2 separate regions of the Mus musculus genome follow, and region 2 is linked to region 1. The links are chromatin loops, found by intact Hi-C in ENCODE. Cell type or tissue: heart. All regions are shown on one strand. Links, peaks and the distances in the headings refer to the core of each region. The heading gives the core; the rest is flanking DNA.

The links. Peaks named below come from ENCODE experiments on the same cell type or tissue, not always from the same donor. Only the 100,000 strongest peaks of a DNase experiment are listed, where the experiment ranks them.
Region 2: it touches region 1 in a loop (2.0-fold over the local background); 3 of 42 quality-filtered maps call a loop at or near these places.

Annotation. Positions count from the first base shown.
Region 1 is chr10:22,050,142-22,065,776 of GRCm38, forward strand. It overlaps Gm34267 (predicted gene, 34267), which reads right to left and starts at 8,513. Exons shown (of 3, transcript NR_168592.1): 1 at 8,209-8,513; 2 at 7,388-7,529; 3 at 4,247-4,976. It also overlaps the pseudogene Gm18637. In heart, for the core only: no CTCF peak of the experiment used is centred there; a DNase peak (open chromatin) is centred at 8,570; H3K4me3 peaks cover 1,347 bases; H3K27ac peaks cover 950 bases.
Region 2 is chr10:22,150,138-22,165,772 of GRCm38, forward strand. It overlaps the pseudogene Gm4895 and a transcript of Raet1e not described here. Among named protein-coding and RNA genes, the nearest start is that of E030030I06Rik, 8.7 kb to the left of the region's middle. In heart, for the core only: a CTCF peak has its summit at 8,348; a DNase peak (open chromatin) is centred at 8,424; H3K4me3 peaks cover 1,469 bases; H3K27me3 peaks cover 4,108 bases.

The sequences.
Region 1 (15,635 bases), core at 3,684-11,683:
TAAGGACCATGTTCTCTTTTTTCCCTAAACCCACATTAAGAACAAATGAAAGTGAGTGTCATTATCTGAACAACTGAGTAATATCCACTGCTGCTAGCGTGATACTGTGCCTATGACAATCTTAGCTTCCTTTAGTGTTGCTGCCCCAGCAGAAAGTATCAAGTGCTGAGGCCAGAGCTCAGAGAAACTTTCAAGGGCTAGACAGATACCATCAGAGACACTCCACTTCCTTGTCCTGAGATGAAATCCAGCAACACAATGTGAACTTGGTGGCTAATTAACCATACATCATACTTCTAACTCCACCTTTCTGCATTCAGTACAGGAAAGTGTTCATGCACCTCCATGCCAGATTTATCTTGATATATGTCCCAGGGCACACACTTTTTGGAGAGTTGGGTGTAGTCAAGCAGTTGGTACCTTCAGTAAGATGTGAAGACTATCAATAACAAGTGACCACACTGTATTTGTTTAAACATTAGTTGAAAATTGATCATAACTGAGGAGTGGGATACCAGTACTGTGTCCTGGTCTTTTTGTGCCTGTACCTGGCTCAAAGGGAAGGTGGGAGGACAACTTGGATTCCTCTGCACGGATAGAGTGAGGTGAAATCGGTACTGAGCAGTCTGAGCAACAGTGCTGAGGCCCCTTATTTCAAGTAAAAAACACATTCTCTGTGCTCCTTCCAAAGAGCTCCTGTTGAGGCCATGGACCTTGTATAAACATGGTAACATCATGCAGACATCTTTCCCAATGAACAAAGTTCTCTATGGTAAGGCTTGCCCTCTTACCATATCTGTAGCAAGTTTGTCACAAGGCAGCAGTCTATTTCATGCTGTTGCTGTAATATGCTTCCCAGTTGTGATGGTTTGTATATCCTTGCACCAGGGAGTGGCACCATTTGGAGGTGTGGCCTTGTTGCAATAGGTGTGACCTGGTTGGAGTAGGTGTGTCACTGTGGGTGTGGGCTTAATACTCTCACCCTAGGTGCCTGGAATCAGTCTTCCACTAGCAGCTTTTGGATGAAGATATAGAACTCTCAGCTTTGCTTGTGCCATGCCTGTCTGGATGCTGCCATGCTTGATGATAATGGACAGAACCTGTAATCCAGCCCCAATGAAATGTTGTTTTTATAAGACTTGCCTTGGTCATGGTGTCTGTTCACAGCAGTAAAACCCTAAGACACCAGTCATGGATATGAAACAAAATCTTGACTCAGAGCAGGGTTATGCTGACCACATACCCTGTCATGTTCTGTATGTTATGAGGTTTGTTAATCTTATGAATTTCCACATCTATATGTTTCACATAAGACCTTTCAAATTCAAGGTCAATATGAACTATTATGTCTAAAACAGCTTGAGTCAGGGCAGCATTTCCAGCCCTTGTGCATGAGCTCTTTGTGGTTTTTTCCTGGAGCTTGCCCTAAGAAACATCTAGCATACAGTTTTCAGCTGTTGCCCTGTGTTCAGTCCCTGTTTAACTGAATTCAGTGTTTCTGTGGTTTGTTTGGTGACCCTTGGACAGCCATAAGACACTGAGCCAAGGTCAAGAATGGTAACATCTTGCCATAAATTATGTGCTGTTAAGGTCTGTTTCTTGGATGTAGCAGAAAGATAGATCCTAGTTCCTAATTTGATTGGTTAGTTTGCTCTTCTCTCCTGCTCTCTTTGTCTTTTCATCTCCTCTACCTGTCCTCTCCTCTCATCTCCTCTCACTCTCTCACTCTCTTTCACTCTAGCCTTTCTTCTCTTTTGCCTTCTCTCTTCCTCCCCTGTCTTTCTATAAGAAAGCTCTAAAACCATAGACAGTCACTGCTCATCAAGGCCCTCTGTACAGAATCCTGCCTTGTGAGAACCTATCTCCCTAAGCCCTCTCTCCCATAACCCCGGGGCACAGGGTGTCCCTCTGGGGCCCCTTGGTTTCATGGGCTGCCCCTTGTCCACGCTCCATTGAGTGGGGTCAGTGGCTAAGATGCCCACCCGGGGCCAAGTGGAAAGCATCTGGCAGCCCTCCTGCGTCCAACTGCCCAGAGCATAGAAGGAACTCTGGCAAGCCGTGGACTATCCTCCCTCTCCCTTCTTCCCCTACCCCCTTTCAGTTCCCACATTTATAGAAGAAATAACTTCATTTGTGGGAAAGGGTTCATATAAATGTGACCCTAGGAAAAATGCCTCACATATATCTTGCCTCCAAATGAATGATTCCTGTATGGTAGGTTGGAAAGTGAGGCAAACGCTGGTTTTGACCAGAGCAGTGGCTGGTAAAGAAACCTGGCCAGGGAGAAACATGGGCTCTGCCGTAACCCTCGTGGACTAACTACTATAATGCCAGTCAGCCTATCTGGAAGGCCTTTTAACCATGAGCAATACTGCCTCCAATTATCCTAAAGATGCAGACAATCAAATGAGACAGCCACCTGAGTCCAAGCCAGTGAATGTCTCTCTAACATTAAGAGAAGTGTCAAGGGAGGACCATCTCAGGGCCTCATATTCAGCTGCTGGTACCAAGCTAGAGCAGCAGCTCCAAGAAAGCTGCAGCATCATCAGTGCTGCTTGGAGCCCAGCATCAGCTGTACAGTAGACACAAAGCTTTCCTCCCTCTGGGCTTTTTACCACTAAGGGCTACAGAAGCATTACAGTGCCCTCCCAAAAACACGGAGATTATCAGCAGTAGAACCAGCACTTACACCAGCAAGAAAAATGTCACTACTGAAGCAGTAAGGACAAAGGTCTCTCTACAGGTAAAGGACATCAAATGACACCTTTCCGTATGTCCAAACCAGTGGTCATTTCAATGGTGATTTACCAGCCGTTTGTCCTCCCAGAATCATTCCATGCACCAAACATTTATGTAGCTACTCCTACAATGCAGAGAAAAGATGCCCTTTACAGTTGGCGCTGTTCGAATTCAGATGATCAGACCTGCACCCAAATGGTCCTATTTCAAGATTTGTTCAAAGAAACAACAAAATGTAGCTATCAATCTGCTATTTTGTTTCAGTTTTTTGTTTGGGTTTTTCTTTGTTTGTTTTTTCTTTTTCTTTGGTTTGGCTTTTGCAATAGTGCAAGATTATCTCAAACAAAGAAGAAAATGCAGTGCACAATCAATCACACAAATTGATGTGGGCAACAGCACTGCCCCATACCCTTACACTGGCAGGCTGCTACCTTCAGCACTGCCCCTTGGCCAGAGGACAAGCTTCTCTTTCCCACACACTGTCCGTCTGAGTTACCAGACAGCACCTATGAAAGCACTTTTTCTCAGATTTCTGATTGTTGGGCAACTGAAACTTTCTCTCCAATAGATTGCACTTCTCAGACTAAAAACAAAAGAGCATCCCATTGACTGCAACAGACCTAGTCTCCTTTCTGGACTACCTGGCTTCTCCACATAGGATTCTCACCAAAGCAAGCCAATGGTCAACTCTATTATATGGTTTTAAGAAAGGGAATTGCAGAGTGGCATTGACCAATGCATTCTGTGACTCTTCACACAAGCATGTAACTGGGCCAATTTGAAAAACTGGACCCTCATAAAGAAAGCAAAATGGAGGTTAGGATATAGCTCAGTTGGTAGAGTATTTGTTCAGCATGCACAAACCCCAAAACCAAGGCATGCCGGTGTACACATGTAATTTGGTCACACAGGAGGCAGTGGCCACAGGATGGTAAGTTCTATGACAACCTGGGCTAAAACATAAAAGAGAGGTGAGAGAGAGAACAAAAGTAGTCACACCAGAAAAAGAGAATTATGTGCTGTAAAAAGGACCTTCACCTTCCGGTGCTTCTGGGCTTCCGACTTGTGGCGGGAAAGAAGCAGACATATCTCTAAGGGCACACAAAGGACCTGAAGCTCTGTGGACCATGCAAGGATATAGTTCTCATCCTATCAGGACTCAGAGAAACCATCCTGCTCTTTATTCAGACAAACAGAAAGAAGAGCCAAGCTTTTCATGAAGTTCCACAAGGGAGGAGAAAGCAGAGGGCAGTATCCTTGTAACGTCCCTCCTTGAAGAAGAGCCTCACCCAGCTCTGACTATGGATGTCACGGCCAGCCCAGATGCAAGGCCTACAATGATGAGTGATCACGTGGACAGGCATTTACCCAAAGACATTTAAGCACAATATAAAGCTGTAGTGTGCTAGGAAACAGAACTAGGCTCCTAATAACACAAAGAAAATAATTACTATGATCCCTTTCATAAGATAGCTGGGATAGGCAATAGAAGGAGTATCACTGTTAATCCTTGGGACAATGATTCTCTTTATTGAGATTATTTGACAAGACACTCATGCTAAAACTCCGGGCCTCTAACATTTGGAAGGCTTTTCCTAAGAAAGCCTTGGCAACACTCAGGCTATGGAAAGGATCTTCTACAGATGAACTTTGCCTATGTCAACACTCTGTGGCATTGGTGTCTGGAGAAGACACCAACATCAAATGCGGAACTAGACTGAGTGAGAATAGACAGTACAGAGAAAGCATCTGTGTGCCATTGAACACTTCTAGTAAGTAGGCAAAGCCAAAGCATTAAGAAGGAAAGCATGTACAGTCATGAAAGAAATCATACGAATCCTCTACCGAGATACCACACAGTAGCCCATTTCTGAGGCATCTGCAAGTCACATTGCCACATGGTGGTTCTAAGGAATTAGTTTGTTGATATTGTCAAAATAGAGAAAACTAGAGAGATCCAAGAGCCACTGACACCAGGACATCATGTTATTCTTTTACTTTCTGTTTTGGTTTTGGTTTTCTGGGGGATGGGGGGGGGAGTAATTTGTTTGTTTTTTTGTTTTCTGAGACAGTCTCACTTGTAGCCCAAGCCTTTCCGCCTTCCTCCTGCTTCAGATTTCCAAGTGCAGGTATGAGACATTGTACCCAGCTTGATGTGCCAGCTTTTAAAACATTTCTTTCCTGGACTTGTTTTTCCATAGTGCTGAATTGGTTTGCAAATGCCTCAGGAAACAGAGCTGTAGGAGAAAGAAGGAAACGTCTTTTTAAAAAACTTTTAAAATTTGATGTGTCCAAGTGTTTCGCCGGCGTGTATCTGTGTGATTTCACAGGTGTGGTGGTGCACATGGAGGTCAGAAGAGGGATCAGGTCCCTGTCATCTGTAGTTATAAGAGGCTGTAAACTACCATGTCGGTGCTGGGGACCAAACCTAGGTCTTCTGCAAGATCAACAAGAGCTGCTAGTTGTTCCTGTTGTTGTTGTTGTTGTTTGGGGAGTGGTTAAGGGTTCCTCTATGTACTGGCCTTGAACTCACAGACATCAGCCTGACTCTGCATCCTGAGTATTGGGATTGAAGGTTGTGCTACAAGCCTGGCACAGCAAGAGCTCTTAACCAGGGGGCTGTTGTGGATGGCCCTGGGGTTGCTTGTATTTTGATGCTAATTTTGCTCTCCTGGGAGGGGCTGCAGACAAGGAGGGTCAAGTACTCAGGTGACTTCTTCTGAACCATCCCCTAATGAATAAAGGATCCAATCTCTGGGTGAGTAGGCAGGGCTTCTGGGTTAGAAGGAGGAAGAGAGGTTCCAGAGGATTCAAATTTAGTAAGGCTTACAAGATTAGGATTTTAGTTGTTGGTCCAGCAACTGAGTTACTGTCTTTTCTGAACTAAGATTGTGTTATGTTATCCTTCACACAGTGGCTTCTCTGGGTTCAAGAGAGAAAGGTATGGTGGCAAAATGTGGGCTTGCCTGAGGTGTACCACAAAGGTCATGGGGGTTTTCAAGCATGCTTCAAGCATGGGCCCGACTTGGTGAGGACCTGCCAGTAGAAACTTAGGGAGCTGGATGGAGAGATTTTGGAGCACTGAGTCAGAGTCTTAACGAGATAAAAACAGGCTGGCCATTACCCACCAGTGCATGGCCAGTTTTTTTCTTAAATTTCCTGCAACAAGGAGCTGACTCCCCAGTCTACTGTATTGAAATTCCATTTGCTTTTTCAGATAGTGTAATCCAGGCTGTTTCCCACCTGAGATCTTCTTGCCTCCAGCCCTGCCCTCCTGAATTCTGGGACTACAGGCATACACCCTGTACCTGGGCGATTTCACTTTCTTGACAATGGCTATATTAGTCTGTGAGAGCAACCATAGCAACTATATGACCTCATTGGGGAGTGTAAACATTTTTTTGCTTATTTACTAATTTAATTAATTTATTTAGAAGCAAAGCTTCATGTAGCCAAGCCTGGCCTCAAACTCACTGTGTGTGTGTGTGTGTGTATATATATACACACACAGTGACTTTGATATATATATATATCAAGCATGGTCTTGAATTTGTAATTTTCCTACCTCTATCTCCCAAGTGCTGACATTGCAGATATGTGCCACTATACCAGGCCGACATATAAGTTCTAAAGGAACGTAATTCAATCCATAACACTCTGCTCTCCAGAATTCTAATTTCTTGTGTGTGTGTGTGTGTGTGTGTGTGTGTTTTGACAGCCCTCAAATTCTTATCCCATCTCACTGTCAAACTGTAAATCCAAAGTCTTATCAAATATAGGTAGAAGATATGAAGTCACAATTCTGTAATTCCAGCATATGATGGGGCTGGAGAATTGCTTGTGCCTTGGAGTTAGTGACAGGTACAGGCAATATATTGCAACACCACTCATCCCCAGATGTGGAAGTATTAGAAAGTAATCCTACCAAAAATCTCCAAAGTAAGCAAAAAGTAGAAAACCAAAAGATTAAATGTCCCTAATCTTGAAAATCTGAAATTCTCCAGAACTTCCTTTTTTTTTTTTTAAAGATTTATTTATTCATTATATGTAAGTACACTGTAGCTGTCTTCAGAGACTCCAGAAGAGGGCATCAGATCTCATTACAGATGGTTGTGAGCCACCATGTGGTTGCTGGGATTTGAACTCAGGACCTTCAGAAGAACAGTCAGCACCCTTAACCACTGAGCCATCTCGCCAGCCCTCTCCAGAACTTCTTGAATACTATGATGCAGCAAATGAAAACTTTCATAAACATGAGCCTCTTTTGCATAAATTAATATTTTAATCACCTTTAGACTATTGATTTCCTTATTCGATAAGCATTTCTTCAAGGGAAAAAAAATGCCCTTTCAGTTACACTTATAAGTTACAGTTCTATTAGTCTTTAAGGCACAGATGAGAAATGTCTTGAAAAATATTCCAGGGGCTGGAAAGATGACTCAAGAGCACTGGCTGTTCCTCCAGAGGATCTGGGTTCAATTCCCAGCACCCACATGGCAGCTCATGTCTGTAACTCCTGTTTCAAGGGTTCCAAGGCTCCAAAGGTTTATGTAGACATATATAAGTCAAAACTCCAATATACATATAACTAAAATTCAAGAAGAAGAAGAAGAACAAAAGGAAGAATTAGTTTTCGTGGGTAAGTTACCTGGATGCGAAGAAATGAAATCTTTTAATAAGGTCTCCTGGCAGGCAGCTAGTCACCTTGTTTGGCTGTACATCGCCTAAGGAATAAGTAGTCCTGTTGTGGTACTGAAGAGAGTGGAGTCTACAGCAGAACCAAGTGCATGCTGGGAAGGAAGAGAGGAAAGAACTTGGCCAGGATGAAACGATATTGTTGAATGAAAGAAAAAATAGTACAGAGAGAATAGAATGTTAGTAGGATTATGAGGGAGCCTAAAATTATAACGGTAGGAGGCAAATCTAAGTAAAATGATGAGTCCTAACGTTTGTCATCTCAAAGGCATTTTAGGTTATCTTAATAAACCTTTGGATGCAGGGTCTAAATGTAACTCACACAACTCTTAGTTTTGGGGAGCAACTTTCATCTACACCCTTGAATAGCTGGTGTTCCACTCTTTGCATGGTCCTGACAAAAGAAAGTCTATTGAGGTCTAGCACAAAACTGAGTTGCCTGAAAGAAGTCATCTGCAGCCTTGTGGCTTTGCCTTGGTGCTTGGTGCATTTGGCATATTGCTGGCACTGCCTGTGGACATTAGCTCCAGCCCATGCCCCAGCCCCGGGCACAATCCCTACATAAAAGTGATGCTCCCTGTTCTCCATGGACAGCTCAATGGCCCAGAGTACTAAGTTCTGAGGCCCAGCCAGCGTGCCCTAGACAAATGGTACCTAAGGCTACTTTAGTGGACAATCCCTGTTCGATCCTTCAGGAGGTGACAGGTAAAGGTCCCCGGAGGGGGAGGGGAGACTCTACTGTCTGGGAAAGGGGTTCAGCTCCATGCAGCTCACAGTGCCTTCCTGAGCACGAAGGGGTCTCCGCCGCCGATCCGCCTGCACCTACAACCTCTCCAGGGCCGCCCTGGCCTTCTCTCTCCTGGACTATGGGCTCCATGTGCGAGAAGCCAGGTTACGGGTGGACGCTCCGAAATGCGACTCTGCTTCTGTGCCGGGTTATCACGGCTGCCCGGAGCCACCGGCTTCCCACCCCTACTCAGTAAAGTCCACTGCTGGTCGCGTGCAACCTGAGGACTGCTGGAAGGACTGGTGAGCTCTGGGAGAGGAGCACCCGCACGTGGGAGGCGGGGCCTCGGGGTGAAGTCAGAGGCTGAGGGCGGAGCTCAGGGGCCCAGAGGGCAGAGCCCGGATGTGGAGTCTGAGGGCGGGGCTTGGTGCGCGAGAGGCGGAGCCCAGATGGGAGCAACAGAGATGAGGGCGGAACTTAGAAACGATGAAGGCGGAGCCCGGGTCTGTAGTAACGGGCTGAGGGCGGGGCTTAGGAGCACAGAAAGCGGAGTCCAGGTACAGAGCAATTAGATTGAGGGCAAGGCTTGGAGCGTGAGAGGCAGAGTCCTAGTGTGGAGCAGCAGGACAGTCGGGCGGCAGACTGTATGTTGCTGGTGAATGGTGCAACAACCTGAGGGATGAACTGAACAACCTGTGAGAGGCGGAGCCCGGGGGTACAGTGGTCAGCTTGGGGTGCGGTTTAGAACTGCCAGACTCTTGTCTGTGGCCAGTGCCCAAGCTAGTCGCTCTCGGCCATGGCAGGGAAGGTAGGAGCTGTGGCTGCTGTTTCCCAACTCCTCCAGGCAGGCGCTGAGCAAAGGAATATATACCTCCCCAGCGCACCACATTCCCACCCACCCAGCCGAGCTCCGGAAACTCGCGGGGGCCTCAGAGGGTCAGAGTTGAAGTCCCTCAGAGAGATTTGGAAGGTGCGGATCCTAATGTGGGAGGCGGTTGGAGACTTGGCTCCGAGGTTAAGAAAAGGGATTTCTATGAGGTTGAGGCCAGCCTGGGCTACATAGCAAGTTTCAGTACACCTTGGAGTACATACAGAGACCCTGTATCAAAGAAAGAAAAAGAGAGAGAGAGAGAGAGAGAGGAGAGAGAGAGAGAGGAGAGAGAGAAGAGAGGATGAATGAGGGAGAGAGAGAAGAGAGAGGATGAATGAGCTCTGGTTTGAAAGAAAATGGGATCCATAGGCTCATAGGGAGGAAGTAGCACTATTAGGAAGTGTGACCTTGTTGGAGGAAATGTGTCACTGGGGACAGGCTCTGAGGTTTAAGCTGCTCAAAGCCAGGCCTTTGTGGTACTCTTCTCCCCTGGCCTGCTGATCCAGATATAGACCTCTTGGCTTTTTCCCCAGCATCATGTCTGTCTGCGTACCACCATGCTTCCCGCCATGATGATAATGGATTAAACCTCTGAACTGTAAGCCAGACCCAATGAAATGTTTTCCTTTATAAGAGTTGCCACAGTCACGGTGTCTGTTCATGATAAAAGAAATCCTAAGACAGAAGAATGGAAAGAAGGAAGGAAGGAAAGAAGAAAAGAAGGAAGGAAATTACAAGGCTAACGCATTCCTTCCTTCAATAGCATTTTGAATCTAAAACTAGTAGTCATTTCTATAAAAAATTTTTATAACATTTCAGTATCTAACACTAAGATTTTATTTTAAGCCACTTTGCAATGTCTTGTATTTTGAAGTATAGGAATACATGTTAATTTGAAATGAACCATTTCGATTGTCACCCATATAAAAATCAGAATATTGTATGCTGTGCCTGATGGCATGTGCCTTTAGTCCCATCATTCAAAAGGAAAATAAGACACAAAGATCTCTGTGAATTCTTAGCTACATAGCAAATTTCAGGCCAGCCAGGGCTGAAGAGTGAGACCCTGTGTAAGAAAAAACAAAACATACACATTTCATAATATACCACTTGTTTCTTTTTATGGGAAGTGTACTTATTGTGGGTTTTTGTTCTTTTTTCCTGAAAAAAAAAGTTGACTCTCAACCACTAAATTTTTTTATGGCACGTTTTATTGTAAAAAGCCAGTATTAAAGTGTAGTCCTGGAGCGCTAGCACCCCAGAAGCAGAAGCAGGAAGATCACAGCAAGTTCAAAGCCAATCCCAGCAAGTCTCAAGTCAGCCAGAGTTACATAAAAACAAACAAGAGTCTCTAGTGTTATAACAGGGTGTTTTTCTATGGCCTAAGAATCATCAAGTTGGGGGCTGGTGAGATGGCTCAGTGGGTAAGAGCACCCGACTGCTCTTCCGAAGGTCCAGAGTTCAAATCCCAGCAACCACATGGTGGCTCACAACCATCCGTAACAAGATCTGACTCCCTCTTCTGGAGTGTCTGAAGACAGCTACAGTGTACTTACATATAATAATAAATAAAAATTTAAAAAAAAAAAAAAGAATCATCAAGTTGAATAAAATGTAGTTAGAATGTTTAGAGTGGCAGGAGTCCACTTAATGGGAAGATAACTTTGCAACCAAAATACTAACACAAACTAAGTGGTACTTGGGAGATTGCTGGGAGATCCCCTAGAGTTAGAGCTGCTGGCTGCTGCAGCAGAGAGTGAAATCACACAAGATGATTGGATAGTAACAGAGCCTGCTGGAGAAACACACCAAGCCAGAGAAAATGGTTCACTCCAAGTACCTTAGGTGCAAACTGAGTGGGCAGCCCTAAGGCTTCGGGGTATGCGCTGAATGTGAGTGCTGGGAACTGGAGCCAGGTTCAACTGGAAGTGGGTAAGCTTTGCTAGATTCCCTGAGGAGAAGGCTGAGGGGATGCATGCCTGTTGGCGCAGTAAGCAAGCTGACGGTTTTCCATTTCTTGCTGAAGGCTGGATGTCTGTTTCAGCTCCTTGTATCTAGGGATAATCACTTATGAACCAACACAGCTTTGATGTAACGACAGTTCTCTGTTTACAGTAATTCCATTATGAAATATACACATTTCAGGCTGCAGAGTGGTTCAAGGGTTAAGAACCCTGGCTGATCTTCCAGAGGATCCGTGTTCAATTCCCAGCACTCACATGGCAGCTCAGAGCTGTCTATATCTGCAGTTCCAGAAGATCTGACACCCTCACACAGACAAAACATCATTGCATATGGAATAAAAATAAACAATTTTTTAAAAGAAAAAACTCAGCAAAGTGCTCATGATTCATGACTTTAATCCCAGCACTCAGGAGAAAGAGTCTGGCAGATCTCTGAGTTAGAGGCCAGCCTGGTCTACATAACTGTTCCAGAACCTTCAGGGCTACATAAAGACACCGTGTCTCAAACAAACAAAAAAAAACAATCAAATCCTCTAAAATACACATTTTAGATAAAAATAGGCAATGGGTATCCTTTGTAGATTGCTATTTTCACTGTTTCCTTTTAGACCCTGTGCTTTCAGTGACTTTTCATAGATGGTATATGTGTGGGGTAGGCTGGGAAGACCATAAAGTTAGAAACCAGGGAGAAATCTCTTTTCAGTATTCCCTGTCTCCATCAAAGAAAGACTTAAGAGACCAGATAAAGAATGGAAATTTGGGTGAAGATTGTTACAGGACAAAGGTTCCCACCCCAAGGGTGGATCAGGTTTCTTTTTGGTGAGGGACTTTGTTTTAAGCCAGGGCTTCTCCATGGAACATTGGCTGTCTTGGAACTTTTCTGTAGACCAGGCTGGCTTTGAATGTATATAGACCTGCCTGCTTCTGTCTCCCAAGTTTTGGGATTAAAAGTATGCAACTCCCTCTGCCCTGCCTGTTTCAGGTTTCCTGAAGGAGTTGCATCTTGGGATTTTGGGAAGCTCAACTTATGGGAAGACGTTAATGGGGAAAATTGTGAGTTAAGTGGGGCAAGATGGGAAATCCAGGGATGGGTTTGGGATTTTCCAGAATAGGGTTTAGTTCCCTTTTCTACACTGATGGGGTCAGGATGCTGATGTGCCATGGTGTCAGGTGCTGATGGAAACTGCAAATTGTAAAGGCAAAGAATATGCACATAGAATTTTAATAAAGCAGAGAAGGACTGACAGTCACCTTGGTCAGCCTTGCTGATCCCAGCAAGTCTGAGTGGTTGAACTGTAATATGCTAACTACACCAGCCTCTGGTCTAACTGTTATATACTAAATATACCAGCCTCTCTTATAACTATAATATGCTAACTACAGGAGCCTCTGGTCTAACTGTAATATACTAAATACATCAGCCTCTGGTCTATCTATAATATACTAACTACCCCAGGCTCTGATCTAACTATAATATGCTAACTACCATAGCCTCTGGTCTAATTATAATATGCTAACTACCACAGCCTCTGTTCTAACTGTAATATACTAACTGCACCAGCCTCTGGTCTAACTGTACCATACTAACCACAGCAACCTCTGGTCTAACTGTAATATGCTAACTACATCATCGTCTGGTCTAGCTGTAATATACTAACTTCACAAGCCTCTGGTCGAACTTACAGTTCGTCCCTTGTTTTATCCAGCATCAATCTATGTCATGTCAGTTTGGTATTTTGATTTCAATGAACATACAGTAGCGTTGTTCCCAATGTCAGGTGGTGACATAAACTCTCACGAAGGCAGAGCTGAGTATGCACATTCCTTGTAGACAAAGCATGTCTGGTGCCAGAGTGTATTGGTTTCAGGCTATTCCTGCTTGAGAGTTAGAGTGTACAAACCTTGAACCCAGATCTGACTTGGATGTTGAGAGGGGAAAGAATTTTCAAAGCAGGCAGATTTTAAATCAGGACAAATCTCAAGGAAAGCTGCTGCATAACGGTATTGACAGGCTCCTCTGATATCCTAGTGTGCTAGCTGCAGTAAACATAGCATTTAAGGCATGTTTGCATCAGCGAGATCTGCTGCAGACCTTGCTTTATTCCCAAGGACCCCATACAGTGTGAATGGCATATCCTCTGGGGAGCACTGCAGAGAGTATTGTGTTAGCAAGAAGAAGATTGTACCCACTTTTCTGTATTTGAAAGCATGTTTGTGTCCTAATCAGGGAGCGGAGATCATATTTTGGCAAATTGTTTTTGACCAAGCACAAGGTAGATAATAAAAAGTCATTTGCAGAGTCGTTTTTGTAATAGTTGTTCCTCATTGCAAAGGAATAGATATCCACAGTAGAACATTTTCATTACATGGAGTACAACTGCACAAAAATGTACTTTTAAGGGTGAATACTGCTGAGCCATCTCCTGTGAGCCTCTTTCATATTTTTAAATTTATTTGTGTTTTTAATGTTTCTGGTGTTTTCTCGCTCTATGTGTTTATGCAGAGTCCAGAGGAGCGCATCAGATCCTCATGGGCTGGGGTTAAGACAGTTGTGAGCACGTAGGTGCTGGGCACTGAACCAGGATCCTCCGGAAGAGCAGCGAGCACCCTTAACTGTTAGGCCATCTCTGCAGCCTTGACTTTGTTTCATTTTGTTTTGTTGTTTTGTCCTGGGTGCTGTGATTAGAGGCAGAGGCCACCATGTCCTGCTTTAAAGTAAGCTCTTTTACAAGACATGTAATTGTTCCTTCTTTGAGGTTTCATCTTGACTTTTGCTCCTAAAGATTTATTTGTTTTTATCTCATGTGTGTGGCCTGAGTGTATGTTTCTTTGCCTTGTGCATTGAACCTGGAGCTCACTGACTGACTAGGTTGTCTGACCATAACTCTGCCTCCCAGTCCTGGGACTCCACTCATTGCTGCCATGTCTGGCTTCTCACCGAGACTCCAAGCTTCTTCAAGCATGCCAATCATAACTGTAACATCATGTCTTCTCTTGCAGGCCCACTTGGCTCTTCCAAAGACTGCATTGCCTTTACTGAAGGCCAGCTACATCGAATGGAACGCCACATGAACATGATGAGTCGTCCTGTGAAGGAACCGAGCCATCTGCAATTTGTTTGGAAACTTCATCTTCTTACTGAGCTTAGCTGTCTGCTACATGCTCCCTGTGGAGTGGAACATCTGCAGACATTTTAAAGGAACAGTTTTGTGTCCCACCAAAGGTACCCATCCCTGGGTCTCTTAAGCTGCCGGGCCTCAGTGCTGTTTTGCACAGACGATGCTATTAATAGCATTGCAGTCTTTGGTTTCAATGGAGAGGCTCTCAGGGACTTATCCTGGGAATAGAGATGTCAGCAGATTTCCAGATGTTTCTTGGTTATTGGAATACCCTAACAGATTTTTAGCTGTCAGGTCCTTCAGTCCAGCAATCCAGACGTTCTTTCTCTGTCATTTGGCATGGGGTATAGCCAGGATCTTAACTACTAGACACCTCTAGTACTCTAGAGTGTTAATGGCATTGGCAACACAGGGTATGAGAAATAACCTCAATTTAAGTTATTTTGTGGCATCAGAACACAGTTATGCCATTGATGCTTTCTGTAAAAATATCCTTCATGTCATTCAGCTCAAATCACCTGCACACTGCTCAACTGAGCTGCACATATATTCTCCCTCTACAGCCCACTATAAAGGAGTGGATGCTCTCTGGAACATTCCAACTCCACTGCAGAGGCGCAGAACAGAGTAACAATCACTGGTGTGGACAATGTATCTAAGGCTTAAGCTGGTGAGTCACACCCTCTACACCTGCTTCTCAGGTCACGTCACAAACCAGGCTTTATTACTATGCCATGAAAGAAACAGGAGACACCAGATCATGTGAGATGTTTAAATAACTTTAAACTTTATTAAGTAAAAATTGCATAAACACAACCATAAGATAATGAATAGAAAAGTTAAATACAAAGTATCACATGTAAATAGATTATTAGATAACTGCGGGTTTCAAACCTAAATACTAAATACCCCATTATGCACAGTGAGAATATTAATCTAATGAGAAAAAAAATCTCAATTTCATCTTAATATATACCAAAACTTTTTGTGAAAAAATTAAATTGAACAGAACTTTTCAAAAAATAATTCAGTACAGCAATAGATGGGGTTTGTATTCAATGAGACCTGAGATAGAAATGGACTTTTGCCATTATAGTTACTTCAAATAAACTTCCAAAACTAAGGCAGGTCTGGGAAAGAGTGAGTCTTTATATGACCCTGGAGCTTTTCTTACTGGTCCTGGAGTCCAGTCAGTAGATTGACTGCAGTTCTACATCCTGTAGAGGTCCAGCAGAGTATGGTGGAGCAGAACAGCACCAGTCTGTGCAACTCATTTTCATTTCTCATACTATTTTCAAGATTTAAAAAAAAATATGAAAACATAAAAAAAAAAATCACCACACCACTATCCCCTGCTTCAATTTAGCAGCATACAACTCTATCATTACAGATACTAGTGAAGTGCTTCTGCCTCTTCCTGCTGATGCCCCTCCTGATCTTCAACAGGAAGTGGCACCATGATGAGCATTCCTTTCAGAAATAGTTCAAAAAAGGACAATAGGATTGGAATTTGACAATGG
Region 2 (15,635 bases), core at 5,025-13,024, 100 kb after region 1:
CGCGTATCCGGAAAGGTCCCCATGCGTTTACCTGCCCCGCACCCCTCCTCCCCCGCTCGCTCTTCCGCCTGGAATTAAAGAACACATGGCGCGACCCCCACTGGGTGCGAGCATAGCACCACCTGGACAAGGCAGGGACACCCCAGGCTCCTTTGAAAGCTTTCCTAAAAAGCTGCATAAAGGACCCTCCAGGCCTCTCCCGGGGGTCGAGGGCCACATAGGTAGCGGGAGCAATGGCCTTGGCGCCCCTGTCCAGCCCAGGCTCCCGGAGGGGGCAGCACACGCACACCCAGACCGGAGCGGCGGTCCCTAGCCCCCTCTCCTCCTCCACTTTTGTTGTTGTTGTTGTTGCTTTACCACGCTGGCTAAATGTGACTTGACCCCATTTCAAAAAAGTTTGACATAGTGCTTCAACCTTTCTGCACTCCTCCGCGACTACAAAGGCTGCAGCCGCCTCCTTCTGCTTTCTGTCTCAGCTCTCTGTCTTAGCACTGAATGAAATCCTTCACGAGCTTCTCCGGAAGCCTTGCCAAAGGGTCCCCACCAGCTCAGCGAGGGGAGGCCTGGGGACCGCGACCCGCTCGTGTGCGCAAAGGCAGATGCGCCCGCACAGATAACGCCCACGTCCACAGGACGAATGCGCCGCGGAGCCCCGTGCTGCTCCTGCCCAGGGTGTGCATTTGAACTGCAAGGCTTTAAATAAGGAAAGTAAACTTGGGGCGTGAAGCAAGAGTGCACGCGTGCGGCTTCAATTCCGGTGGGCTGTGTGCACTACACTCCTTGCTTAACGCGCCTGACGGGTAGCCAGCAGGAAGCCTGGGCGAACATTTTACTCCTTCGTTGGGAAGATGGGGCCCATACCCACACCCCTCGGGAGGCTACAGAGGGAACTTGCACAGGGGAAATAAACGTGGGGGCGCGGAAACACATTCTCCAGCACGGAATCCCACCCAGACGGTGCACGTTCAATTTTAAATGTGACTGTCCAAGTAGAGTCAGTTTGAGGAAGCTGGACAAAAAGTGAACGTATGGGTATTTTACGCACGAAATCTGTTCAAGCTGGCATAGGACCCTGGTGTGGGGTGTCCGCGCTGTGGGAGGTTCCTCTCAAGACCTCTAGCTCCCCCCAGCTGGCCCCCATAACCTACCCAGTCTCAATGTTAACCCAAGGGGATTCCAAGGGGCCACACAGCCCCCTACACCCCGTTACTCTCTCCCACTCCGATCCTCGCCGAGGACCCCCGCGTCTCAGCCTACCCACGCGAGTCCGTGGCCCCTTACCTGCGGAGCAGGGGCGCCGGCCTCCTGCGAAGCTGGAGTGTCTGTCTGCCCCCGCGCGTGTTCGCCCCGCGGAGCAGGTAACTGACTACAGCGGCCCGGGCAAGCGGCGCTCTGCGGGCAGGGGATGGGCACAGCGGCGGAGGGCGGAAGGCGCCGCCCGCGGGGAAGCCAGGGAGGCTCGGGTGCCGCGGGGCGTGGATCTGCGAGCCTCCGGGCTGGAGAACGACCTGGAGGCGAGTGGGCAAATTACAGCCTTCCAAAGCGAGCGAGGCGGGGCCAGGCCCTGGCTGTGCTCCCCCAATGGTCGGCTCAGAACTGGGGGCCCAGAGGGTGGGGGAGAGTTTAATGAAAATTTCTGGTTCTCACTGCAACCACTCTAGTTGGGGAATCTCACGACTGAAAATAAGTGGCGTGAAAGGGATCCAGTGGGATGTGGCATCGGGGGGCTGCAGGGTTTCAACACCTAAGGTCCCCCAGAGTTGGGGTGTTGACAGGGTGAGGGGGTGTCGTGGGTATCAATCTGATGAGGACAGATAAAAATAAAATAAAGCAACAATACTTATGCGGGTTCCGTGGGGTGGTAGATAACATTTTCCTACACGCAAAAACCGGACCTTATTGAGGAGTGGGGTGCGGGGGAAGATGGTTGACAGGATGCCCTGCAGAAAAGAAAATATCAATCTGTCCAAGCGCTTTTCACTTTCAGCCTGAGCTACATTTGTTTTGTTTTCTCTCACTTCCTTTCTGCCTCACAAAGCCCAATCTTTACCTTTTTGGACAGAGGTTTTGGAATAGCCAAGCACACTTGTGGTTAAAGATCTATTTGAAGGGGCTGGCGGGGTCACAATTATTAAGTGGTTAGAAACAGTTGAGGGTTCACCAAGGTATTTCTGGAAAGCTAAAAAGATTCAATTTCAGTATTAAAAACGACTGCAAAATAACAGACACGTGCACACACAAAGAAGAGTGCTTAATTTAAGTGCTTTCCTGGGGACTTTGAAAGTTGAACTTTGGTAAGAATGTCTCTTTTACCTGAGAAAAAATGGATGCAGCTACTTTAGGTGAGAATGAGAATTTTGGTGAAGGGGAGGAAAGGTCTTCAAGTCTTTATACAAGGAGTAAAAGAAAATAGCTGTCTTGAAAATAATTCGATGTTTCCCCAAATCTATATCTGTAGATCTCAAAACTTTTAAACATCTTAAAGTAAGAGAGAGAAAAAAGTACAGGAGGGGCAATTTCTGTACTCTGTAGAAAAATCAACAAAATTCTGTTTAAATTTGAAATATTGCTTGTAAGAATTTTTTTATATTAGACCATGTTACTAATTTCACCATAGTTTTTTTTCCTTTTTAAAATTAATTCTGTTGCAATATGAAGCAAGGTTAAAGGAATAAAAAATGCTATAGAAAACTGTAAACCATTTTTTTACTACAGATGCATTGTAGTAATTTTTTTGACCATCAGTTAAACTTTTATTGGCTCTAAACAAACAAGATTTTGCAAATCTTCATACCCCACAGGCTCAATATAGAAAGGTTACTGTAAAAATCACAGCTGCAGTAAACGGATGCTCACTTCCCTGCTTAAAAGATTTCACTTTTCAAGAAAGAGCTGGTAGGGAGTGGCTATTGTGTGTACTTATCAGGAAAAATACAGTAAAGGCCCCACTGCTCAGTCCAAGATACCTAAAGTGAGCAAAATGAAAAGGCTGTAACTGGATGTCAGTTGACAGATTATCCACTAAATGATCTATTAGCTAATATCTTCGGTACTGCTGTTATACGGGCACTCAAAAGCTTATGTCTGTACGTTGGAACGATTTTCTTTAAAGCAACATTGGTCCAGACTTATGTCAATGTAGTTAGCCATCTTCCTTTGGAGGTGTGTACCAGCCATTTTTCTCATGTATCTGTACAATGGAATTATAGGACTGTTGGGCTCGTGCTAGATTATACTGATTCTTATTTGCTCCAAACTGCACCCGGGCTTTGCCTTTCACTAAGGTGGCATTGATCTGCATGATGACAGATTCTATTGAGTAGGCACTGCTCCAGCCCTGTTTTGTGAGAAGTTCCATACACAGTGCTCCTCCACCCAACACATACCCTCCTGAGAGAACAGGTAACACCACTCTAACAAACGGAGGATCAAATGGAAAATTATCCTTAAAAGAGAAGTTAAGCAAAATATATTCTATGCCTTCTTTTTCTTTTAAGATCTGAAGATCACTGTGCAAAGGACTATCAGAGTCAACCTTGTGTAGTTTGACATGCCAGTCATATAAGCTGTCATTTATTAGCTCCACTGAATAAATCCCTGCCTTGTAGCTCTGTGATCTGTAGACGTCCCTGAGCTCCTTCATCAGTCTGTCTGATGCTTGTACTGACCCAGACACTGCACCATTTAAATGGTCTTGCCATTGAGTCTTCCTGATTTTCTCTAATATTGCCAAATTTTCTTTTTCAATCCCTTCATCCTCTGACTTTTCCCCATTAATAGGTTCTTCTTCCTTCATCTCATAGTGATCCAAGTCTTCTATATCTTCAGCCATCTCCTCCTCTTCCTCTTCTTCTGAAGTTACTTCTTCAGTTGTCCCATTCTGACCCGTGGGTAAGGGTTGATCTAGCATCTCAACATCCAGGTGCTTAGGAAGGTTATATAATCTGCAGAGGTCACATATCAACCACTTCAATTGCTGACGGAGCGAACTGTTGTTCTTAGTATCTTCTAAGCGTTCCAGAACTGATGTCAGATTTGGGTCATCAGAGTCCACAAACCATATTGGTGATGAAGATGGGTAAGATTCCGTGATGTTGCAGTGAAGTGTGAGCGGCGGCGGCGGCGAAAGCGAGCTGCCCGGCGGTGGTGGCGGCTGCGGCACCAGGAACTGGCAGTGCAGCTCGTCCAGCTTCCAGCTGATGATGCGGAATCGCTCGAGGTTCTTGTCGAAGATGGACGCCAGGAACTTCAGCTCGGCCTTAAGCCCTGACGCGGACATCTTCCCCTCATCTCCAGCGGGAGGGGTGAGGAAAGGGAGCCGGGGCCGGGAGCCGCCGTCACGGCCGCGCCCGCCCCGCGGGGCCGGCCCGGGCCGCGCTCTCGCGGCTCCGCCTCTCCCCGCCGCCGCGACCCTCGTCCGAGCGCGGCTGGAAAATGGCGAGGAGCCTGTAGTAATTTTTTTAAATAATAAAATGGAGTAATGATGCGCCTTTAAACTTAACTTATAAAACACATTTTGTGTTTGAGCGCATCTTCTAAAATAAAACCCATTTTCTGAGCAAATTTTATTGATGATTTCAGACATATCACATACACAAAGCAAATTATTAGGTTTTATACTTATAAAAGCATCACTACCAATCACCAGGCTCTTAGCCAAAGATACAAGTGAGAACCTCCCCCATTTTGATGACTGTTCACACTTAGCAATGCTTTTTAAAACAATTTATTTGCTGGTAATTAATATGCTTATCTTATCTAAAAATAATAGTCAATAGCTGCAGGAGCAAGCACATGGTGCCATGCATTCATTTAAGTAAATCATTTATTCAAAAATAGTAAGTGGCAAATAGCTTATAACATAAGTGTTTATTCTAGCTGTGTATTTTTTTTAAATTATAGTGTTAGAAAACAACTGTTGCCAAGCAGATGAGAAATGTCATGGTTTAGATTACAAGATCACTTGAGCAATGTCAAAAACAACCCCCCAAACCAATGAAGCTGACTCTACCAGATTTTACCTCTCTCAGTGTCCTTTTTTTTCTTCTGCTACAACTTACGTTTTATGTTAATTTACCATTGTGTACTTTCCCTGTTTATGGTTCACATTAAGTACCAGCTGGTTAAAAATTCAGACCCAAAGAAGAGTTACAATGGCTTGCATTAACATAATAAACTAGGGGTTGGGGATTTAGCTCAGTGGTAGAGCGCTTGCCTCTGTGGGCAGCAGGCTATCATAACAAAATTTGTTTTATCATAACAAAAGTTTACAAACTGAACCAAAGTCTGACTCCTTTGTTGAATGTCCTTCACATGAAAACACAGCATTCAAGCCTCATGGCTGGACCCAGTGTTTTTATACTTATACTGCCTTTGGATCTCATTGAGAAGCTCCCCAGACAGAAATCTTCAGTGGCCCCTGTACCTCCCCATCTCCTGCCACAGCCACAGAGAGGAATGAAGGGCTATAGGAGACAAGAGGGGACTTTCCCTGCCAGGCCCCCAAAATGTTGTCTGAGGAGGAAGAGTCCAAAACATGGGGAATAAAAGCATACACAAAACATCTATATCACCCTATGTAAGAGCCAGGAAACACCTAACAAGACGGGGAGGAAAGGATGTAAGATCAGGAAGGGCAAATGATGTGAAATACTGTTTTCCAACCCTGACCTTGCTCTTGCTCTGTTGAACTCTCAGGAGCTCTGAGATCTTGCATGATCCCTGCAGACGAGCAGGCCTATCAATCATGTCTTCATGGATTTTGGAGTCTGGCCCATTCAACTTTATTGTGAAGTTTTCTGTAAGAATTTTCCTGTGTTTAATAATATTCAGGCTATATTGTTTTCAGAAATTTATTAGAGGACTAGAAGAAGGCTCAGCAGTGAGAAGCACTTGCTGTTCTTGGAGAGGACTTGGGTTCAGTTTCCTGTACTCTCAATCCTCTGAAGCTCTTTCCAAGCAATCCATGCTGACTTCTGGCCTCTGCAAGCATCAGGTACACGTGTCATGTACACACATAACCAGAGTTAAGATACTCATACACAGTAAAAGTAAAAATTAGTCAATCTTTTAATACCATATTACCATCATATTATTATATTAGTGATTATACATCATAGTTGGTCCTCATTCTAATGTTTTCATATATGTGGACATAAAGTATTTTGATCACATAAGTCTGCAATCACCTGTCCTGCCCACTGCCCACACTCTCTGCCTTTCTTCTTCTCATTTACTTGCCCTCTAATTTCATGGTTGTCTTTTAAATTTCTATGACCCAATGGCTTCATTTGAGGTTATTTATAGAAACATGGATGAAAAGTTATTTGCAAAAACATGGGCTCCTTACTGTGAAAACAGCACTGAAACAATGTCTCTCCAGATCCTGAACCATTAATTAACTTATTAACTAATACAGATGGATTCTCAGGGATTGACGAGTCTCATATGCACTCCAAAAGGTAACACATTTCAAAATGACTGTGGAGTGTAATAGCCAGTTATGATATCATTAGCAGCAATGTACTACGGAGGCTTGGTGATGGGAGTTCACAGGTTCTTCTAACAGAAATGCCACGTTATAGCAATATTTAAAGAGACTGGTAAATATAAGCTATGTGCTGTGTAGTTTCATGTCAACTTGATGTAAGGTAAAATCATATGTGAGGAGAGACCCTTGGTTTTAAAATGCTTCCATAAGATAAGAATGGAAACAAGCCTATAGGGCATTTTCTCTACTACTGTTCAATGTGGAGGGCCCAGCCCCTTATGGTGGTCCTTTTCTATAAGACAGCAGGCTAAGCAAGTCATGAGGAGAAATCTAGTAAGCAGCGCCCACCCATGGTCTTCGCATCAGTTTCTGCCTCCAGATGCTTGCCCTCTTTGAGTCTTGTCCAGACTTCTTTCAAAGGACAAGCAGTGATTTAGAAGTGTAAGCCAAATAAACATTTCCTCCCCAAGTCCCTGCTAGGAGCCATCTAGGAGATGCCAAAAAGTAGCAGGTGATTTTCCTCAGATGGTTCATCCTTGGATTAAAATCTACAGCAGACTTACTCCAGCAGGCAAGTTCCAGCAGGATTTCATTTTAGGAAAGATTCCTTCTATTAATATGCTTTTCTTCTTATTATTAACTATATATAACAATCACTAATCATTAGCTCCTTTGAGCAGATCTCTGTGGATCAATGAAGATGTACAGTCTTGTAGTGATGCTATATAGACAAATAGGCGAATTCTTAATTCTTAACAATGATTCATTAAGAGTTCCTAAAATTATATTAGGAATTATTAAGACTTTTATAATAGGACTGCTATTAAATGTTTACTGATATCAAAACTGCAATGAGAATTCTGACAGTCTTCAGTGTCATGAGTTAATTGCTTCTGGAATAGCAAGCAGGCATCTACTATTCAGCACTTTTCAAGAGGTTGAAAAACCATTAATCACAGGTCATAAATAGGGAACTAAGGATTTATATTGATGCAAGACAGAAGATAAAATGTTGACTGGGCTTATCTATATAAAACTTCACTAATACTTAGTTACAAAAGTTATGGTTTTTCACTCTCCATGAACCTGAGTCCCCAGTAAAGCACTTAAATTAAGCACTCTTCTTTATGTGTGCACGTGTCTGTTATTTTGCAGTCATTTTTAATACTGAAATTGAATCTTTTTAGCTCTCCAGAAATACCTTGGTGAGCCCTCAACAGTTTGTAACCACTTAATAATTGTGACTCTGCCAGCCCCTTCAAATAGATCATTAACCACAAGTGTGCTTGGCCATCCCCAAACCTCTGTCCAAAAAGGTAAAGATTGGGCTTTGTGAGGCAGAAAGGAAGTGAGAGAAAACAAAACAAATGTAGCTCAAGCTGAAAGTGAAAAGCCCTTGGATAGATTGGTATTTTCTTTTCTGCAGGGCATCCTGTCAACTGTCTTCCCCCGCACCCCACTCCTCAATAAGGTCCGGGTTTTGCTTGTAGGAAAATGTTGTTATCTACCACCCCACGGAACCCGCATAAGTATTGTTGCTTTATTTTATTTTTATCTGTCCTCATCAGACTGACACCCCCGACCCCCCCCTCACCCTGTCAACACCCCAACTCTGGGGGACCTTAGGTGTTGAAACCCTGCAGCCCTCCGAAGCCACGTCCCACTGGATCCCTTTCACGCCACTTATTTTCAGTCGTGAGATTCCCCCACTAGAATGGTTGCAGTGAGAACCAGAAATTTTCATTAAACTCTCCCCCGCCCTCCCGGCCCCCAGTTCTGAGCCGATCACTGGGGAGCACAGCCAGGGCCTGGCCCGGCCTCGCTTGCTTCCGAAGGCTGTAATTTGCACACTCGCCTCCGGGTGGTTCTCCAGCCAGGAGGCTCGCAGGTCCACGCCCCTTGGCACCGGAGCCTCCTCCCTGGCTTCCCCGCGGGCGGCGCCTTCCGCCCTCCGCCATTGTGTCCATCCCCTGCCCGCAGAGCGCCGCTTGCCCGGGCCGCTGTAGTCAGTTACCTGCTCCGCCGGGCGAACACGTGCGGGGGCAGACAGACACTCCAGCTTCGCAGGAGGCCGGCGCCCCTGCACCGCAGGTAAGGGGCCACGGACTCGCGTGGGTAGGCTGAGACGCGGGGGTCCTCGGCGAGGATCGGGGTGGGAGAGAGTAATGGGGTGTAGGGGGCTGTGTGGCCCCTTGGAATCCCCTTGGGTTAACATTGAGACTGGGTAGGTTATGGGGGCCAGCTGGGGGGTGGGGGGGCTAGAGGTCTTGCGAGGAACCTCCCACAGCGCGGACACCTCGACACCAGGGTCCTATGCCAGCTGAACAGATTTCTTGCGTAAAATACCCATACGTTCACTTTTCGTCGAGCTTCCTCAAACTGACTCTACTTGGACAGTCACATTTAAAATTGAACGTGCACCGTCTGGGTGGGATTCCGTGCTGGAGAATGTGTTTCCGCGCCTCCACGTTTATTTCCCCTGTGCAAGTTCCCTCTGTAGCCTCCCGAGGGGTGTGGGTATGAGCCCCATCTTCCCAACGAAGGAGTAAAATGTTTGCCCAGGCTTCCTGCTGGCGACCCGTCAGGCGCGTTATGCACGGAGTGTAGTGCACACAGCCCACAGGGGTTGAAGAGTGCACCGGGGCGTGCACTCTTGCTTCACGCCCCAAGTTTACTTTTCTTATTTAAAGCCTTGCAGTTCAAATGCACACCCTGGGCAGGAGCAGCCCGGGCCTCCGCGGCGCATTCGTCCTGTGGACGTGGGCGTTATCTGTGCGGGCGCATCTGCCTTTGCGCACAGGAGCTGTTTGAGGTCCCCAGGCCTCCCCTCGCTGATCTGGTGGGGACCCTTTGGCAAGGCTTCGGGAGAAGCTCATGAAGGATTTCATTCAGTGCGAAGACAGAGAGCTGAGACAGAAAGCAGAAGGAGGCGGCTGCAGCCTTTGTAGTCGCGGAGGAGTGCAGAAAGGTTGAAGCACTATGTCAAACTTTTTTGAAATGGGGTCAAGTCACATTCAGCCAGCGTGGGAAAGCAAAAAAAAAAAAAAAAAAAAAAAAAAAAGTGGAGGAGGAGAGGGGGCTAGGCACTGCCGCTCCGGTCTGGGGGTGTGTGGGCCCGCGGGGGTGGGAAGGCTGCCCCCTCCGGGAGCCTGGGCTGGACAGGGGCGCCAAGGCTTTTGCTCTGGCTACCTGTGTGGCCCTCGACCCCCTGGCGAGGCCTGGAGGATCCTTTCTGCAACTTTTTAGGAAAGCTTTCAAAGGAGCCTGGAGTGGCCCTGCCTTGTCCAGGTGGTGCTATGCTCGCACCCAGTGGGGGTCGCGCCACGTGTTCTTTAATTCCAGGCAGAAGAGCGGGCGGGGGAGTAGGGGTGCGGGGCAGGTAAAGGCATGCAGACCGTTCGGGATATGTGGCTGTGGTAGAAAAAGATCCAGACTAGCTAGACAAAGGTCGTGGTGGGACGGGAAGGCTCACTCGGTCTTCCCTAAACAATAGAATGGGGAGGGGGCGCCCGACCGGGCGTGGGACCTAGCCTCCAGCCTTTGGAGAACAGAGCAACTGTCTTGGCTACTGATATTCAGCCGCCCAGGATACCAGGAGACAACCCTGGACATGGAAAACCTAGGAAAGAGATCAGATGCAAGAATTACCAACAGAATACAAGAGATAAAAGAGAGAATCTCTTTTATCATAGAAGATATCATAGAAGACATTGACACAACAAAGAAAATACAAAGTGCAAGAAGCTCCTAACTAGAAACAACCAGGATATTCAGAACACAATGAAAAGACCAAATCTAAAAATAATAGGTATAAAAGAGAGTGAAGATTCCCAGTTCAAAGGACTAGTAAACATCTTCAACAAAAAAACTTCCCTATCCTAAGAAAGAGATGCCCATATACATACAAGAAACATACAGAATGCCAAATAGATTTGACCAGAAAAGAAATTCCTCCTGTCACATTATAATCAAAACATCAAATTCACAGAACAAGGAAAGAATATTAAACGCAATAAGGGAAAAGGTCAAGTAACATATAAAGGCAGACTTATCAGACTTACACCATTCTTCTCAACAGAGATTCTAAAAGCCGAAGATCTTGGGCAGATGTCATACAGACCCCAACAGAACTCAAATGCCAGTTCAGGCTGCTATATCCAACAAAATTCTCAATTACCAATATATTTTATGACAAAACCAAATTTAAACAATATCTTTCCACTAAACCAGCCCTAGAGGGTAATAGGAAAAAAAAAAAAACCCTCCAACACAAAGAAGGAATCAACACCCAAGAAAAAGCGAGAAATTAATCTTCTCACAACAAACCCAAAAGAAGACAACCACATATACATAATTCCACGTCTAAAACAAAAATATCAGGAAACAACAGTCATTGGTCCTTAACATCTATCAACATCAATAGATTCAATTTCCCAATAAAAAACCATAGACTTACAGACTGTGTTTGAAAACAGGACCTAGTGTTTTGCTGCATGATAGCTCCTTTCAGCCTACCTAGGCTGGCTCAGCTGTCTCAGACCACTTGCTGCTTCCCATAACTCTCCTTTGATGTGCCACTACCTGCTACCTGCCTGAGGCCTAACAGGTTCTCAGAGGTCTTCCAGAGTTAGCTATGAACTGTGATTTTCCAGGGTTCCTACTAAAAGGCTGATCTGACAAGTTCAAAGGAACTTTGCAGTGACTGGGAATGGGCCTCCCCTCTCCTTTATAAAGTGTGTTTGCTGACATTAAAGTTGAGACTTGATCAGAATACTGTCCATTTCTCTTTTTACCCGCCTAGATTCCCTCCTTTCTTTCAGTTCCAAGATGCATCCCAGGCTCGAACCCAGACATGAGAGCCACAGGCCAGCCCCACAAGCTGCATACAGAAAACACACCTCAGTGAAGAAGGCAGACACTACCTCAGAGTAAAAGGCTGGAAAACATTTCCCAAGCAAATGGTCCCAAGAAACAAGCTCGAGTAGCCATTCTAATATCCAATAAAATAGACTTTCAACCAAAAGTTATCAAAAGAGATGGGGAAGGACACACTATTCATCAAAGGAAAATTCACCAAGATTAACTCTCAATTCTGAACACCTACATCCCAAATGCAAGAGCACCCACATTTGTAAAAGAAACATTACTTAAGCTCAACGCACACATTGAACCTCACACGATAGTGGGAGACTTCCACACACCATTCTCATGAGCAGAACACCACTGGCTCAGGCTATAAGATCAACAATTGACAAATGGGACCTTATGAAAATGCTTCTGTAAGGCAAAGGAAACTGTAAATAGGATAAAATTGCAATCTCCAAATTTGCAAAAGATCTTTACCAACCCAACATCTTATAGAGGTCTAATATTCAAAAAATACAAAGAACTCAAGAAGTTCGACTCCAGAGAACCAAATAACCCCATTAAAAATGGTGTACAGAATTAAACAAAGAATTCTCAACTGAGGAATACCAAATGGCTGAGAAGCACCTAAAGAAATGTTCAACAACCTTATTCATCAGGAAAATGCAAATAGAAACAACCCTGAGATTCTGTCTCACACCAATCAGAATGGTTAAGATTAAAAACACAGATGACAGCAGATGCTGGTGAGGATGTGGAGAAAGAGAAACACTCCTCTATTGCTAGTGGGACTGCAAGCTGGTACAACCACTCTGGAAATCAGTCTGGTGGTTCCTCAGTAAATTGGACATAGTACTACATGAGGACCCAGCTATACCACTCCTGGCATATACCCAGAAGATGCTCCAACATGCAATAAGGACACATGCTCCACTATGTTCATAGCAGCCTTATTTATAGTAAGTAGCCAGCAGTTGGAAAGAATCCAGATGTCTCTCAATGAAAGAATGGATACAGAAAATGTGGTACATTTACAGAATGGAGTACTGCTTAGCTATTAAAAATGATGACGTCATGAAAATTTCAGGCAAATGGATGGAAGTTGAAAATATCATCCTGAGTGAGGTAACCCAGACCTAATAATAACACACATGGTATGTACTCACTGACAAGTACATATTAGCCCAAATGTCCAGAATGCCCATGATACAACACACTGACCACATGACACTAAACAAGATGGATGACCAATGTTTGGATTCTTCAATCCTTCTTATAAGGTGAAACAAATTAATCATGGGAGGTAAAAGGAGAGAGGGACCTGGGAGGGAGAAAGGAGGGGAAAGTAAAAAAGTATGGGAAGAGAGAGGGAGAAGTCCAGAGGGTCAGGAAAATGAATACAAACATGGTGCAATAGGGGGCGGAGAGGAGGAAAGGGAGGAAGGGGACCACTAGAAAGACCCAGTCACCAGGGAAGGTAGAGGTTCCTAGGACCCACTAGGGTGACACTACCCAAAATACCCAAGAGAGGCGAGACAGACCTATAGAGTCCACCTCCAGTAGATATACACGGCCCCCAGTTGAGGGATGGGAACGCCCACCCATCTCAAAATTTTAAACCCAGAAGTAGTCTTGTCTAAAAGAAATGTAGGAATAAAAAAATGGAGCAGAGACTGAAGGAATGGCCATTCACAGACTGCTCCACCTTGGGATCCACCCCATCTGCAGACACCAAATCCCTACACTATTGCTGATGCCAAGAAGTGCTTGCTGACAGGAGCTTGGTAAAGCTGTGCTCTGAGAGGCTCTGCCAGCATCTAGTACAGATACAGATAGTCACTGCCAACCATTAGACTAAGGCCAAGGTCCCTAAGGTAAGGTTTAAGGTAAGGAATGAAGGAGCGGAAGGGGATTTTAATCCCATAGGAACAATGTCAACTAACTGGATGCCCCGCCCCCCTCACCGTCCCCCAAAAGCACTCAGGAACTGAGCGATCAAACAGAGTATACATGAATGGGTCCATGGCTCCACCTAGATATGTAGCAGAGGATTGCCTTATCTGGCAACAATGGGAAAGGAAAGCCCTTGGTCCTGTGGAGGCTTGATGCCCCAGTATCCCGAGCTTATCCCCGTCCCGCGGGAAATAAACACAGGACACACCAGGTTCTTCCACGGTTAACTTTTACTTCTATATCATATTGAGGTAGACAAAGAAAGCTCAGAAAGTGTGTGGCTTAAATACTTTTGGTGACGTGTCTAAACTAGGACTGGTAGCAACACCCATGATCTTCATGCACTCTGGGGATAGGTTAAAGCCCCCAGGGGTTGGGCAAAAGCCTCGGAGACGGACTGGTGACTTTGGCTGGCTGTGCTCTCGCAGCTGCGCACAAAGAGGTTTAGCACCATCTAGTGGCGGCACGTAGATTGCAGCCCTTTACACCCCAGCACAGGGGGATGATAAAAGGGTGAGGCAGGAGTGAAGGGTGGGTGGGTGGGGCAGTCTCTTAGAGGCAAAATTTCGTGGGAATGTGATGGGAGGGTTGTGGAGGCAAGACCATGAAGGGGCACAACATTTGACATGTAAATAAGTAAAATAACCAATAATAGAAAACAGCAAGTGGAACATCAAAATATTTAATTAAAACAAAAAAGCATGTGTGTTGGAACCGTGAGCAACTTAGGTACCACTTCGTTGAATACACTTATTTTTACAGAGGGTGGGACCAAGGAGCCAAGGTATAAATGCTTCACTCAAGCTAAATCATCAAGATGTGATGAAACATCCCAACTCATATGTCTAGGCTCTTCTGTCCTACTGACTGTGACAGCCATTCTCAGGAGCTCAGGAAAATATGGCCTTAAGAATTTATCAGTCCAAGCCGGGCGGTGGTGGCGCATGCCTTTAATCCTAGCACTTGGGAGGCAGAGGCAGGCAGATTTCTGAATTCGAGTTCAGCCTGGATTACAGAGTGAGTTCCAGGACAGCCAGGACTATACAGAGAAACCGTGTCTCGAAATAAACACATAAACAACAACAACAACAACAACAACAACAAAAAAGAAAGAAAGAAAGAAAGAAAGAAAGAAAGAAAGAAAGGAAAGAAGGAAGGAAGGAAGAAAGGAAAAGAAATTATCAGTCTTAACTATTAAAGACGATGGAACAATCTCAGGGTAGGAGGGAAGAATTCAAGTATGGAGCAGGAAGGCATAGAAAACCCTTAGGCTAATTCTAAATCATTTCTGTAGCTTTAGAAGCATAAGTATTTAGCTTGATGTATGCATGTGCAGGTACTGAGCTCCCAGCGGGCATGCACCAAGCAGTATGTGCAGTGTTGTGCAAGCACTGGTCATTCTCCTAAAATCTCTGGGAGGAAGAGCTCAGACTTCCTCAAAACCTATAATCTATATCCTTTTCTTTAAAAAACAAAAAAGTAATTTGGGGGAGATGGCTTGGCAGTTTAGACCACACCATGTTCTTGCAGAGCATCCTGACATACCCTAGAACTATGTGAGTTCCTTTCCCAGAAGACAACTTACTCCTCTGGCTGGAGCCTTTCCTTCTCCTAGCAGGGAAATCTAGAGGAATTCCCATCTCTTTGGGGATCACTGTCTCCATAGTCAGATTGGGAGAAATGAGTATCTCTTTAGAATATCTACATTTCTATTTTTATTTGTTTGTTTGTTTGTTTATTGTTTTGCTTGAGGTTTTGGTGTTTTATGACAGAGTCTCAATGTGTAGCCCAGGCTGAACTGAAATTCCACTCTTAGATCGAGGTATATTTAAATGCATAGAGATCCTCTTTCCTCTGTCTCTTCAGTGCTGGGATTAGTAGTGTGGATATTTACATTTCTGCCAGACATGTTACAGAGGGACAAGGCAGTTGGGTGATAGGAGACTGGAGCAGGTATAGGCAATGTGGGAAAGGGATATAAGGGGAAGAGGAAGGAGAACGTGAGAGGAGTGTGTGCATGGAGGAGTGCGGCCAGGAGTTCAGAGGGGAACTGGAGAGGAGAGGGAGGAGGAGAGTTTGTACTGAGGATGGGGAAAGATGGGTTGGGGGAGAGGAAGTCACTGGGTGTCAGGGATTTGGTGGGGAAGAAAAGGGAAGCAAGAGGGATGAAGTGAGAGGTTGAGGGATGAATGGAGACTGGGAGAGGGCCCTGAGCTAGGGCTAAAAAGAAAGCAAGGACCCGGGTGGGGGCTCGAGACAGCAGACATAAGACATAGAGGACAGGAAGTAGAGGGGCAACACCAGTGAACTGGGAGGTGAGTCCAGC